Linked DNA regions of Homo sapiens: region 2 is linked to region 1. A link is a contact called in ENCODE Hi-C data. All regions are on one chromosome and are shown on one strand. Each heading gives the region's core, a stretch centred on a gene start or an enhancer-like site at or near the end of the contact. The rest is flanking DNA. Distances are from core to core; before and after follow the strand shown. Region 1 holds the start of GHET1 (gastric carcinoma proliferation enhancing transcript 1). Region 2 holds the start of CDK5 (cyclin dependent kinase 5).

Evidence for each region. A loop is a pair of places that touch in the nucleus more often than their neighbours do. Pooled maps may share reads with other maps.
Region 2: a loop to region 1 is called in a map of CD8-positive, alpha-beta T cell, with 18 times the contacts of the local background. The contact joins the promoter of CDK5 here to the promoter of GHET1 in region 1. A Hi-C loop is called at or near these places in 2 of 168 maps with a recorded cell type or tissue (CD4-positive, alpha-beta memory T cell and CD8-positive, alpha-beta T cell) and 5 of 50 pooled maps.

Annotation. Positions count from the first base shown.
Region 1 is chr7:148,983,805-148,991,332 of GRCh38, reverse strand. GHET1 (gastric carcinoma proliferation enhancing transcript 1) reads right to left here and starts at 3,806. Exons shown (of 1, transcript NR_130107.1): 1 at 1,904-3,806. It also overlaps RNY3 and RNY1. RefSeq lists enhancers at 3,460-3,509, 3,830-3,879, 3,447-3,947 and a silencer at 4,090-4,159.
Region 2 is chr7:151,056,647-151,064,174 of GRCh38, reverse strand. CDK5 (cyclin dependent kinase 5) reads left to right here and starts at 6,278. Exons shown (of 12, transcript NM_004935.4): 1 at 6,278-6,363; 2 at 7,015-7,103; 3 at 7,200-7,267; 4 at 7,379-7,439. The coding sequence starts at 6,327. It overlaps SLC4A2 (solute carrier family 4 member 2), which reads right to left and starts at 4,586. Exons shown (of 23, transcript NM_003040.4): 1 at 4,413-4,586; 2 at 2,137-2,250. The coding sequence starts at 2,187. It overlaps LOC128092247, which reads right to left and starts at 2,247. Exons shown (of 1, transcript NM_001414898.1): 1 at 2,197-2,247. The coding sequence starts at 2,247. The coding sequence ends at 2,197. RefSeq lists enhancers at 5,316-5,405, 5,446-5,495, 5,576-5,855, 6,006-6,055, 6,386-6,515 and 2 more and silencers at 3,893-4,482, 4,523-4,712.

The sequences.
Region 1 (7,528 bases), core at 2,557-5,056:
CAAGCAATTCTCCTACCTCAGCCTCCCGAGTAGCTGGGATTACAGGCATGCACCATCACACACAGCTACTTTTAGTATTTTTAGTAGAGACAGTTTTGCCATGTTGGCCAGGCTGGTCTTGAACTCCTGCCCTAGGTGATCTGCCCGCCTTGGCCTCCCAAAGTGCAGGGATTACAGGCGTGAGCCACCGTACCCAGCCTTTAATTTTTTAAAAGCTTCTATTTCCATAGATTTTGGGGGAACAGGTGGTATTTGGTTACATGAGTAAGTTCTTTTTTTTTTTTTTTTTTTTTTTTTTTTTTTTGAGACAGAGTCTTGCTCTGTCGCCCAGGCTGGAGCGCAGTGGTGCGATGTTGGCTCACTGCAAGCTCCGCCTCCCAGGTTCACATCATTCTTCTGCCTCAGCCTCCCGAGTAGCTGGGACTACAGGCATGTGCCACTATGCCCGGCTAATTTTGTATTTTTAGTAGAGGCGGGGTTTCTCCATGTTTGTCCGGCTGGTCTCAAACTCCCGACCTCATGTGATCTGCACACCTCGGCCTCCCAAAGCACTGGGAATACAGGTGTGAGCCACCCCACCCGGCCCAGAGAACAGCTTTGTCTCTTTCGAGAGAGAGGTGCACCCAAATGGGACCTCCAGACCTCAGTGGAGTGCACCGGATTTTATAGGCAGGCTTGAGGAGGCGGTGTCTGATTTACCAGGGACCCAAAGATGGGTTGGACCAGGTGTGACATCTACATAGCATGAGAGGAAGCTGGGACTACAGGCACCCACCGCCATGCCCGGCTAATTTTTTTTTTGTATTTTTAGTAGAGACGGGGTTTTGCCATGTTAGCCAGGATGGTCTCGATCTCCTGACCTCGTGATCCGCCTGCCTCGGCCTCCCAAAGTGCTGAGACTACAGGCGTGAGCTACTGCGCCCGGCCATGAGTATGTTCTTTAGTGGTGATTTGTGAGATTTCGGTGTGCACCCATCACCAGAGCAATATACACTGAAATCAATTTTTAGCCTTTTAATCCTCATCCCCTTCCTACCCTTTCCCCCACAAAGTCCCAAAGTCCATTGTATCATTTTTATGCCTTGGCATCCTCAGAGCTTATTTCCCACTATAAGTGAGAACATACAATGTTTGGTTTTCCATTCCTGAGTTACTTCACTTAGAATAATAGTCTCCAATCTCATCCAGGTTGCGGCAAATGCCATTAATTCACTCCTTTTTATGGCTGAGTAGTATTCCATTGTATATATATGCCACAGTTTCTTTTTTCTTTTTTTTCTTTCTTTTTTTTTTTTTTTTTTTTTTTTTTTTTTTTTTTTTTTTGAGACAGAGTCTTGCTCTGTTGCCAGGCTGGAGTACAGTGGTGTGATCTTGGCTCACTGCAACCTTCGCCTCCCAGGTTCAAGCGATTCTCCTGCCTCAGCCTCTTAAGTAGCTGAGACTACAGGTGCACGCCACCACACTCGGCTAATTTTTGTATTTTTAGTAGAGACAGGCTTTGACCATGTTGGCCAGGATGGTCTCAAACTCTTGACCTCGTGATCCGCCTGCCTCAGCCTCCCAAAGTGCTGGGATTACAGGCGTGAGCCACGGCGCCCAGCCCTATGCCACAGTTTCTCTATCCATTTGTTGGTTGATGGGCATTTGGGCTGGTTCCATATTTTTGCAATTGCGAATTGTGCTGCTACAAACATGCATGTGCAAGCATCTTTTTCATATAATGACTTTTTTTTTCCCCTCTGGGTAGATATCCAGTAGTGGGATTGCTGGATCAAATGGTAGATCTACTTTTAGTTCTTTAAGGAATCTCCACACTGTTTTCCATAGTGGTTGTACTACTTTACATTCCCACCAGCAGTGTAGAAGTGTTCGCTTTTCACCATATCAACACCAACATCTATTATTTTTTTGATTTTTTTTTTATTATGGCCATTCTTGCAGGAGTAATGTGGTATTGCATTGTGGTTTTGATTTGCATTTCCCTGATCATTAGTGATATTGAGCACTTTTTCATATGTTTGTTGGCCATTTGTATATCTTCTTTTGAGAATTGTCTATTCATGTCCTTAGGCCAGTTTTTGATGGGATTGTTTTTTTCTTGCTAATTTGAGTTCCTCGTAGATTCTGGATGTTAGTCCTTTGTCGGATGTATAGATTGGGAAGATTTTCTCCCACTCTGTGGGTTGTCTGTTTACTCTGCTTACTGTTCCTTTTGCCGTGCAAAAGGACAGCTAACATTCTTATAGTTTCTTTTTTTAATGTGCCAGTAAACTCTATGTGGCTTCTCAGTTAATCTTCCCAACACCCTATAAGATAGATACTTCGATTATGACCATTTTCTAGATGGAGAAACTGAGGCTCAAGCAAGGTAAGTGACTTGACCAGAGATAGCTAGCTAGTAGCTGGTGAAAACTAGGACTCAAGCTGAGATAATGTGGCTGCAGCCCGTGCTGTTCATCTCTAATGCCTGCCGGATTCTCACTGCATATCATGACACCTATTGGGGCATCAGTCAATTTGATTAGTCAGCTTCAGTGTCTTCATTTGTGGGGTTGTTGGAAACAGATGAGACAGGATCTGGCTGAGAAACAGCCCCAGAAACCTCCTCTCCCAGAATGGCACCAACCCCCCTTCCCTGCCTCTGAGCCTGGCCACTGGGTGGACTTCCAGTCCACATAGTAGACTAGATCACCCCCAGTGCATGCAAAGGCAGAGTGAAAGGTATAAACAACTTAGTCAAATCAAGCTGTACAATGAAAAACAAAAGGAAATAAAACTATTCTGGCGCACACCTTTTTCTTATTAATTTCAAGTTGGCTGCCAATGTTTACCTGCTTTGTTCTTAAAATAATCCATTCTAGAATTTTGCTAGAGAGCAACATCGTTTAGAGATTGTCATTTATGAAACTCTCACTCTCATTTTCCCCTCTTTTGAAATTAGGACAACATCTACCCATGTCTAGTTTTCTGGGGTTATTCATTCTCCTCAATGGCATTCATTCATTCATTCACTCAACACATTTACATAGCACCTGCTGTGTCCCAGATACTGTGCTAGGTACCAGAAGGAGTCAAACATAGTCAATGATTCTGCTTTTCCATTGGCTTGGGGCATCCAGGAACACATTTTCTCAGGCTTGGAGATGTGAACTCCAATGGGCAGCTGCCTGCCCTTCCCCTCCCCTTGCCTGCACCTTTACAGTAAGGTCTACTCGCCGCTGCAGCAGGAAGATCCTCCATTAGGAGTAAAACAGAGCTGTGAATTCGGCTGCCCCAGGAACAGCCCGATCCTTGTTGCTCCAGACACATCCCTACTGTCTTTTTGCTGTTCTTTGCTTTCGGCATGAGTTTCAGGTCTTTCAGAGCTTTGCCTCTGACACTTTCACAGAAATCTTTTCCACCCGCCTTTTCTTAGTCATCTTTACTTCGGACTTCCTGCTTCTGCCTTTTGTCCCTGTAGATTCTGAAGTCCTCAGGAACAATCCAAGATCTTCTGGTGTTTCAGATGCTTCCCCTTCACGTTCCTTAGGTGGTGGTTTCTGTTCTATCAGTTGGGGTTTAAGGAGGAGGCAGGGATCTTGGGCAGTGGGAGAAGCACCTCTGTAGGGAGCTGACTGCCAAGATGGGAAAGTGTCAGCCTCCAGGTAGTGGCGCTTGCTGGGATTTACCGACGCTGGAAGCACAGACTTTATCTGTAGGGCTCACAGTTTCCTCCAGGTCCCACAGAGCTGTCCGGAGGGTCACACAGCAAACAGATAAAGGAGGCCAGCGCAGATTGGGCGGCTCTCTGGTACCTTGCGGTGGCTGAGCCACTCAAGACAAACCGGGGGAAAGACGCCCTGATGACGAAATGCTAATTTTGCATATCTCTTTCCCAGGATGCTTAGCAACACGTCTGATTCTTGTTATTCAGTACGTTTTTCCAGCTATTGATAAATAGATGTGCCAGGGAATTCTTAGAGTATATATATATCATTAATATTGTAAATATAGTCATCAGTAAACTGAAACCAGAATATCACTGTAAGGGGAAAATGAACAAATTTGGGGGCTTTAAATAGTTCAAACAGTAGGAGGACTTATTGGCTGGTCCGAAGGTAGTGAGTTATCTCAATTGATTGTTCACAGTCAGTTACAGATCGAACTCCTTGTTCTACTCTTTCCCCCCTTCTCACTACTGCACTTGACTAGTCTTTTACGAGAGTTTCCACTCTCCTGGCATCCCTCGTTTCTTGTTTTCATCTCAATTTTAAAATGTTGAAAGTCAGCATCATTAAATAAAGCATGGAATACAGGGGGAAAACGAAGTACTATTCTTTTCTTCCAGAAACAAACAGTAAATTTGGGAAAACCCATCACAGACAAGAAGGAAAAAGAAAACAAAAATCAAATAAATAGTAATAGATACTACGGACCAATTATTGGTAAAGATGGTATAGTATGTCCTAAGAGATCAAAGACAGGAAATGGGATGAGGGTGAATAGGGGTTTTTCTTTTTCTTGTACTTTTTCTTTTCTTTTCTTTCTTTTTTTTTTTTTTTTTTTTTTTTTTTGAGACAGGCTGGAGTCTCTGTCACCCAGGCTGGAGTGCAGTGGTGTGATCTCGGCTCACTGCAACCTCCGCCTCGTGGGTCCAAGCGATTATCTTGCCTTAGCCTCCTGAGTAGCTGGGACTATAGGCGCGCGCCACCACGCCTGGCTAATTTTTCTATTTTTGTAAAGACCGAAGTTTCGCCATGTTGGCCAGGCTGGTCTTGAACTCCTAACCTCAAGTGATCCTCCTGCCTCAACCTCCCAAAGTGCTGGGATTACAGGCGTGAGCCACCGCGCACGGCCAGGATTTTTTTAATGTTTTAATATCAGTAGGATTAAGGACTGGTATTTGATGATACAACACTCAATGGACAAAATTAAGAGGCATTTCAAAGTCGACAATCCAGTTAAGTTTTGAAGCTAAGAGATGTGAACATTTTCAGAGAGAAAGTATTTTGGAGGAAGACAAACCAAGTCCAAGAGTTTGAAAATAGAGAAGGCGGAAGAGGGCAGAGTACATTGCGGGATGCTCACCACGTGAGGCACCAGAGCCACTTTCTAATCCTGGTTCAGCCCTTAGGTTCTTATGTAGCCTTTAGAAAGCCACGCAGCTGCCTCCTCATCAGAAACAAAGGGTCATTACACTGATCTTCCTTCCCTCTTCGCTACATGGAAGTATACATTCCTAACAGCCTCGAGGCAAAGTGTTGTTTGATGAGATTGTGGTGGTGTTGCAGTACAGTGTGACTGCCACAAATGTGTATACAACAAAAGAATATTTAAATTTTTCTTATAGGTGAAAGTAACCCAAGGCACCTTGAGGGCACATGTGGGTTTCCCAAGAGCTTCCCTGTGGGGTTTTTTGTTTTTTTTTTTTCTTTCTGAGACGGAGTTTCGCTCTTGTTCCCCAGGCTGGAGCACAATGGCGCGATCTCGGCTCACTGCAACCTCCGCTTCCCAGGTTCAAGCGATTCTCCTGCCTCAGCCTCCCGAGTAGCTGGGATTACAGGCATGTGCCACCACGCCCAGCTAATTTTTTGTATTTTAGTGGAGACGGGGTTCCTCCATGTTGGTCAGGCTGGTCTCGAACTCCCGACCTCAGGTGGTCCGCCAACCTCGGGCTCCAAAGTGCTGGGAATACAGGCAAAAACCACCACACCCGGCCTTGAATTGTAATTCTCAGGTGTTGAGGGGGAACCTGGTGAGAGGTAACTGAATCAGGAAGTCAAGACTTAAGGGTCTCCTCAATCTAAGTCCCGAGGCTTTTCCCGTACAGCTAGCTTGCTGCTTCTTCAATAATAGATATGCCTTAATTACAGTGATTGTTCAAGCCAACTGATGTTGCTATGATCACGTACCAGCTATGAACACAGGACTGTCACTGTATCTCAGGAATAATGGCAATTAAATGATATTGCAAGAGAGTAACAGTCTATTGGCCATAGTCACCATTTGATATTTGCAAAGGAATACATTTGTATTGTGTTTTATAAGGTACAGGGTATTTTCATATGACCTATTTCATTTAATATTCTTTGCAGTCCAGTTAAATTAGTATGACAGACATTATCATTTTACAAATGAAGAAACTGAGGTTCTGAGAGAGATCACATAAGCAGCCGAGAGTCAGCCACTGAGTTCATTGCTTGCAGAGCCAGAATAACCTTTCTTCCCCAAAAGTATTCTCTCTGCTACCCCGCAAAGAAAAACCAGCAATCAAACAATGTCAACAAAGCCATGAAACCAATTGCTGTACTATTCCAGTCAGTGGAAACATTGCTAAAAACTAAAAGATAGATGGATGGATAGTTAGGAGGGAGGGAGAGAGAGAGAAAAAAGTATGTAGTTGATGGTGGAATAACTGTTAATATGGACACTACGAAACTAACACGAGAGCAGAGTCAATTTCTCTGACTTTAGGTTGATTTCATTCCACAGATATGAGACTGCACAATTCTATCAGTCTTGATGACATATGTATCCTATCTCCAGAAACTTCCTAACCAGATAATATCTGCAAAGCAATAATGAATGCCCAGTGCAACTATAAGGCCAGCTCAGAGTAATATGATAACTTGAGGAAGAAAAGAGTTTGGCATTAGTTCTTTCCTAAGACGTATTTGAATAAGATAGGATTGTCAGATAAAATACAGGATGCCTGGTCAAATTTGAACAATAGTGTAAATAGATTTTTAGCATAAGTATGTCCCAAATATTGCACACTATATCCTACTGTCATTGCACAGACAGTAGTTTGAAGCCAAAATAATTTTGATTTGCAAAAGCGCGGCATTTGCGAAGAGAAAGGGGATATTTTCCAATACCAAAATCTTTATGTTTTACAAGAAAAGCAAAGCTTGGTGGATCCAGGTTTAGAGATAATACCATGAACCATCGTGTCCGAGGTGAGCAGTTTCCCCACCACACAGTAAAGAGGAAAGCTTCGTGTCTGCATCATTTCTAGGTTAACAGCTTGGGATTTTCTTCATCTTTGATCTTGCTAATACTGTATTAACACAGACAAGCTTAAGCACAGATGTGCAAAGTGTTTTACTTTTCAGTGTGAAATAGAATCATGCTATGTACATTACTTTGCAATTTGAAAAGCTTGCTCTCTTACCACTGCACTCTGCGGACCTTTGCCCTCTCCTGGATCCCTCTTCTTCATGCCTGACACCGTGGATAAGGAGGTGCGTGAGACATGGTTCATTCCTTAGGTCACCTAAACCTATGGTTCTCCTTATTCTCAAGGTACAATTCAGAGACGAGGGGACCTCCCTTTTCAACACGGAGCATGCCAGGCTCCTAAAAACACTTAATGTGCTCTGTCCACTAGTCATCTTCACTGGCAAGTAGTGGTGTGCTTAAGAAAAACCTTCAGGCAGGATCTTGGCTGTTCTGTATTGGGGAACAGAAAATGCTTTCCCACCCCAAAACCACAGCAAAAGGCTAGTCAAGTGAAGCAGTGGGAGTGGAGAAGGAACAAAGAAATCTG
Region 2 (7,528 bases), core at 5,029-7,528, 2.1 Mb before region 1:
ACACAGGGCTCACTGGGAATTGTACCCCGAAACCTCACCCTTCCCAGTGCCAGAGACCCAGGAACCCTCCCCCGCCAGCAGCTATCTCCTCTAATGCTGGTGGCTCTATATGCCCCCAGCAGCTGTCCCTTAAATATAGGGACCCAGGCCAGGCACAGTGGCTCACACCTGTAATCCCAGCACTTTGGGAGGCTGAGGTGGGTGGATTGCTGGAGGTCAGGAGTTCAAGACCAGCCTGACCAACATGGTGAAACCCCATCTCTACTAAAAACACAAAAATTAGCCAGGCGTGGTGGCGGACACCAGTAATCCCAGCTACTCAGGAGGCTGAGGCAGGAGAATTACTTGAACCTGGGAGGCGGAGGTTGCAGTGAGCCAAGATCGTGCCACTGCACTCCAGCCTGGGTGACAGAGTGAGACTCCGTCTCAAAACAAAAACAAAAAAAAAGGAAACAAATATAGGGACCCAGTCCTCCCAAGCAGTCTGCCCCCTCAAATGCAGGAAGCCAGTCACCCTACCAGTAGACATCCCTTCAAACACAGTGACCCAGTGTCCCCCCAGCAGTCTGCCCCCTCAGATGCAGAGACCCAGTCCCCCCAGCAGCTGTCCCCTGGGTTCTGAGCTACCCTCATCCCAGCCCAGCCCCCTTGGCTGTGTAGTCAGTTCAGGGCAGGTGGAAGAAATCCCGTGTGTCCAGCCCATCTGCAGCCTGGAGGGAGGGCGTGTGAACCGGGAAGTTCACATGACAGATAGTGAAGAAACTCCAGTTGGCCTGAGGACAACTGCTGAGCCCAAAAAGTAACTTCTGGCGGCGCCCAAGCTAACCGACCCAGAGCCTGTCCGAGTCAAACAAACCCAGCCCCGCAGGGACCGGAATGGATGCCCTTCAGCCCCCAGGAGAGCTCCCCCAGCCCCCAGGCCCCCGGCCCGAGCCCTGGGCCAGGTCCCTAGCCCCACCCCTCACCCCACCCCCACAGCCCCCACCTGAGTCATCCTGCGGGCGCGGAGCAGCGGCCGGCCGGCACAGCCGGCAGGGAATGCGGCGCTTGTAAGAGCTCAGCCCAGCTAAGCGGCAGCCGCCTGGCCAGGCAGCCTTGGTCCAGCCCCCCACCCACCCACGGTCTCAGCTCCAGGCGCCGCCAAATATTTGCTCAAGAGCTTCTGGACCTGAAGGGCATCGGGATCTCCAAGGGCGGGGGTATGCAGCCCCCTCCATAGCGGTGCCAGCAGCCAGAACAAGGAAGAGCGCGGGGAGGGCTGGGGTGAAGGGCGGGTCTTAGGGGCGAGGTGGGGACTGGAGCAGCTGGGACTGGCAGAACACCGGATAAGAGAAGGTGAGCGGGCCAGGGGGCTGGCTTCTCCCCTCTGTGAGGAAGGCTCCTGTCCATCTCCTGGCTCCCCTAAGCGCCCAGCCCCACTCCCACCAGAAGCAGCCCCGTGGGACGAGGGGACGGGGAGAGGCGCAGGGAGCTTGCCGCCATGGGGAGAGAGGGTCGCAGACCCCTCGCACCTGAGGCCGCAGGAGGAAGTCCATGGCCGGCAGGGGTGAACCTGAGAAGGAGGGGGAGGGGACCAGCCTGTGCCCCTTCCCAGTCACGTGCCCCTCTGGGCCAGTGTGACCAATAGCGGAGCTGATTGTGGCACGGGGTTAATCATTAAGACTCCTTAGGAAAATCCAAAGGGGGCCATGTGGAGCGGTGGCCACGTGGGGGCAGGGAGGGGCGGGCCTGGGTGGCACGTGGGCAGGGGGCGTGGCCAGTCGTGGCAGGCGAGCTCCGCCCAGAACCCTGGCCCGCGTGCAGACTTGACCTGCGCCTCTAAGGCCAGCCGGGTCTGAGACGGGTTGCTGGGTGAGAGACCCAGGGTTCTCAAAGTTCCTCAACCGCTGAGGCTAAGCTACCTAGGTCTTCAGGTAACAGCCTCAACTCCCTCCCCAGGACTGGAAGACGTCTGATACCCCCACTACCCATCCCCCCCTACGACCATCATGCAAAGTCAGGGTAGGGATGGCAGCATCCTCCCAGTCTCCACACTCACACACGCTCACACCCCTGGTTGGCGAGGACCCTTGGCCGGAGCACCCAAGGCTGCCCAGGGAGGGAAGGTTGGGCTGGCGACCTGGGGGCCACACTCACCGTACAGAAAGAATCTGCGCCCTTGGCGGGGCGCCGAGGGGCGCTGCTCATGGCCGAATCTTAGCCCTTTTCGCTGTCGCTGCGGCTTTCAGGGCAACGAGGCGGAGGCATAACCTGGATGGGGGAGAGGCCTGATCACCATCGAGAGCCCTGGGAGGGCAGGAGCCACCACGCGCAGGCTGCGCTGCTGGGGATCCTCCTGGAGTATGAAGGGCCTCAGAGTGGCCCTTAGCGGCAGCCACAGCACAGAGGAGAGTTATTTATAGGAAGAAAAGAGAAGAACAAGGAGACAGGAGAGGACTGAGGCGAGGGGGGCCGAAAAGGGCCGAGAGGCTGAGTAGAGGGAGGAGGAGAGAGGAGGTGGGAAAGGCCGCAAGAAAAATGAGGGAGAAAGGAGTCAAGGCCCAGGCCCGGAGAGAAAGCAACAAAGATGAGGGAGGGAGTGATAATGAGCTGGGGAAAGAGGGGAGTGAAGGCCCAGGCAGACAACGGAGCCTCGCAGGGTCAGGGCACCCACCAGAGGTGGGCCTGAGACCAGAGAGGGTGTGGTGGGGAGGGTGAGACACCCCGTGGAGCCGGGGCCGGGCTGCCGAGACAGGAAGCAGACGAATGGAAGAACTCTGGAGAGAGCCCAAGATGCCCCTGCAGGGAGGGGGTGCCCCCTCCCCAGTACAGGCCGGCAGGAGGCTTCCCTCCCCCAGGTCCTTGGGGACCGGCAGGAGGGAAGCAGGCTGGCTGGGTGGAGGGCAGGAGCTCAACTCCACTCACTCACTGAGAGAGAGGAAGGCACAGAAGGTGGGCATGGGCTGGGCAGAGCTTTATAATGGGGGAGGGGCATGTGATGGGCTGGGAGGGGGTGGGCACCGCAACCTTGAGGTTCTGCCTCTGAGGGGCAGTCTGGATCCCGCCCCTCTAGAGCCTGGAGCCAGGAAAATCTGAGTGGCAGTGCTGCCACCCTCCTGACTGTGACTGTAGGGAGTCTGGGGAGGACACTGTGTGGTGGGGGCAGAGAAGGAGCTGCAGGAGGGAGCCCAATCCCTGCAAATAGGGGGCGCATTCCTAGCGGGTCAGCACAGGGGGCACCCAAGACTGGCAAAAAGTGACGGTACCCAACAACCCATGCTCCCAGTGTGTTGCTGGGGACTGGGGGTGCCTGACTTAGGAGTAAGACAAGTCAGTGTAGCGTCAAACAATATAGGTCTGGGGGGGTCACCCAGGATGGGGAGCCTGGCAACACATTCTTGGCAAGCACTCCAACTTGGCTAACCACGCTCTTCCCCTCCCCCTCAGCAGGCCTTCAGCCAGGGCGGGTGGTGTGGGTGAGCGTGAGTGCACCCAGTCTGGGAAGGGTGTGGGGAGAGTCCGCCCAGAGCACCTGCAGGCGCCCACTCCCACCTCAGGCTGTGCCCTCGTCGCGCTCCTCCACACTCCTCTGCACCCCCTCCCCTGCTGTCCCAGAACACAAAGCAGCTTCTGTCCAGAGCATCGGTGCCGATAATCCGGGTAGGGGCACATTCCCGGGACCAGCCCCGACCGGCCCAGAGGATTAGTATCTCTCCCCTTGACCAAGGGATTAGCACCTCGGACCCCCACTTGGGCATTAACCACCCCCCAAGTGAACTCGTAAATTCCGCAGCTCTTCCATGTGGGGCTGGCGGGGGAAACGAAGGGGGATAAAGTAGACCCTGGGTTTCAGGCAGTGCCGCCTCTCACACCCAGCACAGAACTTCCCGCCTGGACAAACCGACCCCGGGAGTCAGGTCCAACTCTCCGGGCTCATCTTTCCCATTCCCACCCAGCTGCTCCCTCTTCTGTCTGACCCCTTGTCCGACCTTACCCGCCACCCGCCTTTCCTGGCTTCGCCTCTCAACCCGGAGATTGGGGATGGGGGCCCCGGGCAACCCCCAGTCTGGGCGCCCCGGACGGGACTGAAGGACTATGCGGGGGGGCCGGAGGGGAGGGGTGGTCTGGAGCCAGCCGGGGAGTGGGAGGGCCGGCGGCGCCTCGGGGAGACTACCCCCTCCTGGTGGCAGGGGGCGCGGCACCCTGGCTTTAGGGAACTCTGAGAAGGGGACCCCGGAATGCCCGCTTCCGACCAGCACTCCATCCGCCTCCCCATCCTTCTCCCCAAGACCGCGGTTCCCCGCGCCCCAGTCTCCGCCCTTTCCTCCACTTCCACTCCCTCCCCGCTCGAGTCCCGAGTTCCCCCCTCTCCTTCCCCCTCCCTTCCTCCCTCTGCGGCCCTGGCCGTCCCCCGCCACCACCTCTCCGCCTACCCGCTCGCTCTGGACTTCGTGCCCCGGGGGTCTCGGGGTCTCTCCCCGTCCTCCGGCGCACTCGCGCGCTCCCGACGACTGCCCCGTGCCCACCCCGGGGCGCGCCCCCGCCGCTCCCAACTTCTCCCAACTCAACTTTCCCCCGCGCCGCGGGCAGGCCAGCCCCCTGCGTGCGCGCCCCCCGGCGCACCGTGCGCGGTCCCGCCTTCGCGGGTGGGGAGGCGGGAGCGGGGGCCGGGGCGGGGGCGCGCTTCCAGGCACAGCCCGGCACCAGGGGCCGCCCCCGCCGTCCCTCTGCCCCAAGCTTCTCCACTCGGGGCTCGGGAGCCCCGAGGATGCCGTCCCTTGGCTCCATTACGGCACCTCTGAGTGTAAAGGAGCCCTTCTCACGCTAGGGATCCCAGGCAGCAAAACGCAGGCACAAGGAAATTCGGGGAAGTCGAAACATAAACGTATCGGGGTTGAGATTCTCTTGCCCCCCTCAATAACCCCCGTGCCTCCAAGAAAGCCCCTGAGGGACGGGTGGCGAGTGGGTGAGAAGGGTGACAGGGGCTGGAGGCTGGCCGCCCGGTACCCTGAGCTGATCTGGGAGAGGGTAACTTGTTAGAGGCTCTCCACTTCCAGAGAGGGACAGAGATTCGCTGTGCTGGCCTCCTTCCTCTTGAATGGAACCTCCACACTGAACCGAACCCTAGGCAGAGCCATCACTTATCATTCAAGACCTTTGTGTGTAGTTCTTTTTTGCCCAACGAAATCACAAAGTCTTCCAGATAAGGAATACACTTTTTGCTTCTTTTCCCTTGTGTATGCAAAAGCATTCAGATAGAAACGAGTTAATTAACACGTGTTTAGCAGCAACTCTGGTTCCGGTGCTGAGGAGTGCTGTTTGGGATCCTTTTCCCTCGGTCCATAGCCCTCAAGAATGCAATCATGAGACAATTAGAGAGGCAGCGTAAGGGAATCTATAATCAGCTCCTTTAAGGGGTGAGGCAGAGGCTGCTGCAAGTTGAGCATCGGTCTGTGGTCTTGTCTGTGGAGGGGGTTAACCAACCTGCCTGCCACACCCTGGCTGACTCCAGTGGGCCCTGTTCCGGAGACTGGGGTCTGAGGGGGACCCCCAGGGCTCCACCCAGTTTTCCTCAGCATGTCAGAGTTCAGCGGCTAGAGTCGGGTGGGCTCCGAGACAACAAACGGGGCTCAGCAGAGAGGGGGTCTTTGGCGTGTGTCCCTCCACTAAAATCCAGCCTCGAAGGGGCACAGCTGTTCTCCCAGCCCTGCGGTCAGCTGTTCCCTGTGAGGTCATCATCGCTCACAGGCATTCCCCAGTCAATTCTGGGGTCACTAGGTGGCTTGGGGAGAGGTGGAAACCCGTGCTGAGGTCGTCAAGAGGCCGTTGGGAACACAATGCCACCAACCAGGTCAGCGCTGGGCCGCCAGTGCCCGGGATCTAGGCCGCCAAACCCCAAACCCCTAACCGAGAGCGCTCCGCCCCCATTTCCGCTGCATTCTGGAACGCGTAGTCCCGGAGCGGCCCTTTTCAAGAGGGCTGGGAGCACATAAAAGGAATAACAACAGCGGGGCACACTGGGAACCACGGCGCCGCGGCGGGGCGCCCGGAAAACGGACACGCGTTGCTTCCTGGGACTTGAAGTCCAAGGTTTGCCTCCGCGGTAGAAACGGAGCCCTGGAGTCGAGTGCTGCAGAGAGCGTGAGCGCAGACGGCTGGGGGTTGTAGTCTTCTTGTCCTCGGTCTCGGGCATTGCGGGGAGACCTAGTCGTTTTAGGACTACAAGCCCCAGAAGGCCCTGCGCGGGCAGACGGGGCGGGGCTGGAGGCTCAGGTGCCGCCTCCTCTGCAACGCCGGGGCCAGAGTCTTAAAACCGAGGGCCCGCAGGGGTCCCCGCGGCCGCCGCGATGCAGAAATACGAGAAACTGGAAAAGATTGGGGAAGGTAATGGAATCTCGAGATGTTCCTGCAAGAGCTCCTCTGCAGATCCTTCGGCATTCCTTGAAGCCCTGGCTCCCTTACCGTCAGCAATGCCTACAGGCTCCGATCTCAGCAGCGGCTGCAGCCCTGGCCCCCTAGCTCAGCACTCCGTGCAGACACCAGTCTTCCCCGTGTTAGCATTTCCCGCAGGGCTCTCACTCCAACCTTAGCGTTCCCAGTAGACCCGACCTCCCAACCGCGACACTTCCTGAAATTTCTCACCCCAGCCTCAGCAGCACTTGGACAACCTCACCCCGACCCCCAGCCTCGTTTCTTGCTGCAGACCTCCAACCTCAATATTTCTGCAGCCCCTCAGTCCTCTCCCAGACCCCTCCTCACTATTTCCAGACCCTTCCGGAGCACCGCCTTCATTTTAGACATCCTTGCCCTGGCAACCGCACTCGCCCCTCCTGCCGAGCCCCTGGAGCCTCGGTGGGCACCTTCTCCTCCCTCCCCACCTGCCACATCCTCACTCACAAAGCTCACCAACCTACCTTCACCCTGAATCCCTTCCCTTGCATACTGAGACGCTGCCTTCACCTCTCTCAGGAGGCATTTCCTGGCTTAGGGAAGAGTGCCGCATCCTCACCCTGACCCCTGACCTCCTTCCCCTAGGCACCTACGGAACTGTGTTCAAGGCCAAAAACCGGGAGACTCATGAGATCGTGGCTCTGAAACGGGTGAGGCTGGATGACGATGATGAGGTAGGACTGGGGAGTGGGATACGGCCTGGGGAGGGGTTTGAGGGCCTGGGCTGGGTGGGATCTGACTGCTGCCCACCGGCCCCCTCACATATGCAGGGTGTGCCGAGTTCCGCCCTCCGGGAGATCTGCCTACTCAAGGAGCTGAAGCACAAGAACATCGTCAGGTGTGCGGGAGGCGGGTGCTCCTTGCCGGTGTGGCCGCTTGGGGGAGGCGGGGGCTGACACTGGACGTCTGTCAGGCGGACCTGCCTGGCTGAGCCCTTCTTTTGCCCTAGGCTTCATGACGTCCTGCACAGCGACAAGAAGCTGACTTTGGTTTTTGAATTCTGTGACCAGGTGAAAGGCGGGGTTTGGAGGACAGTAGCCTTGGGAAGGTATAGGGGCCCAGATTGAGGTTAAACTCTGTCCCATTCCCCCACTCATAT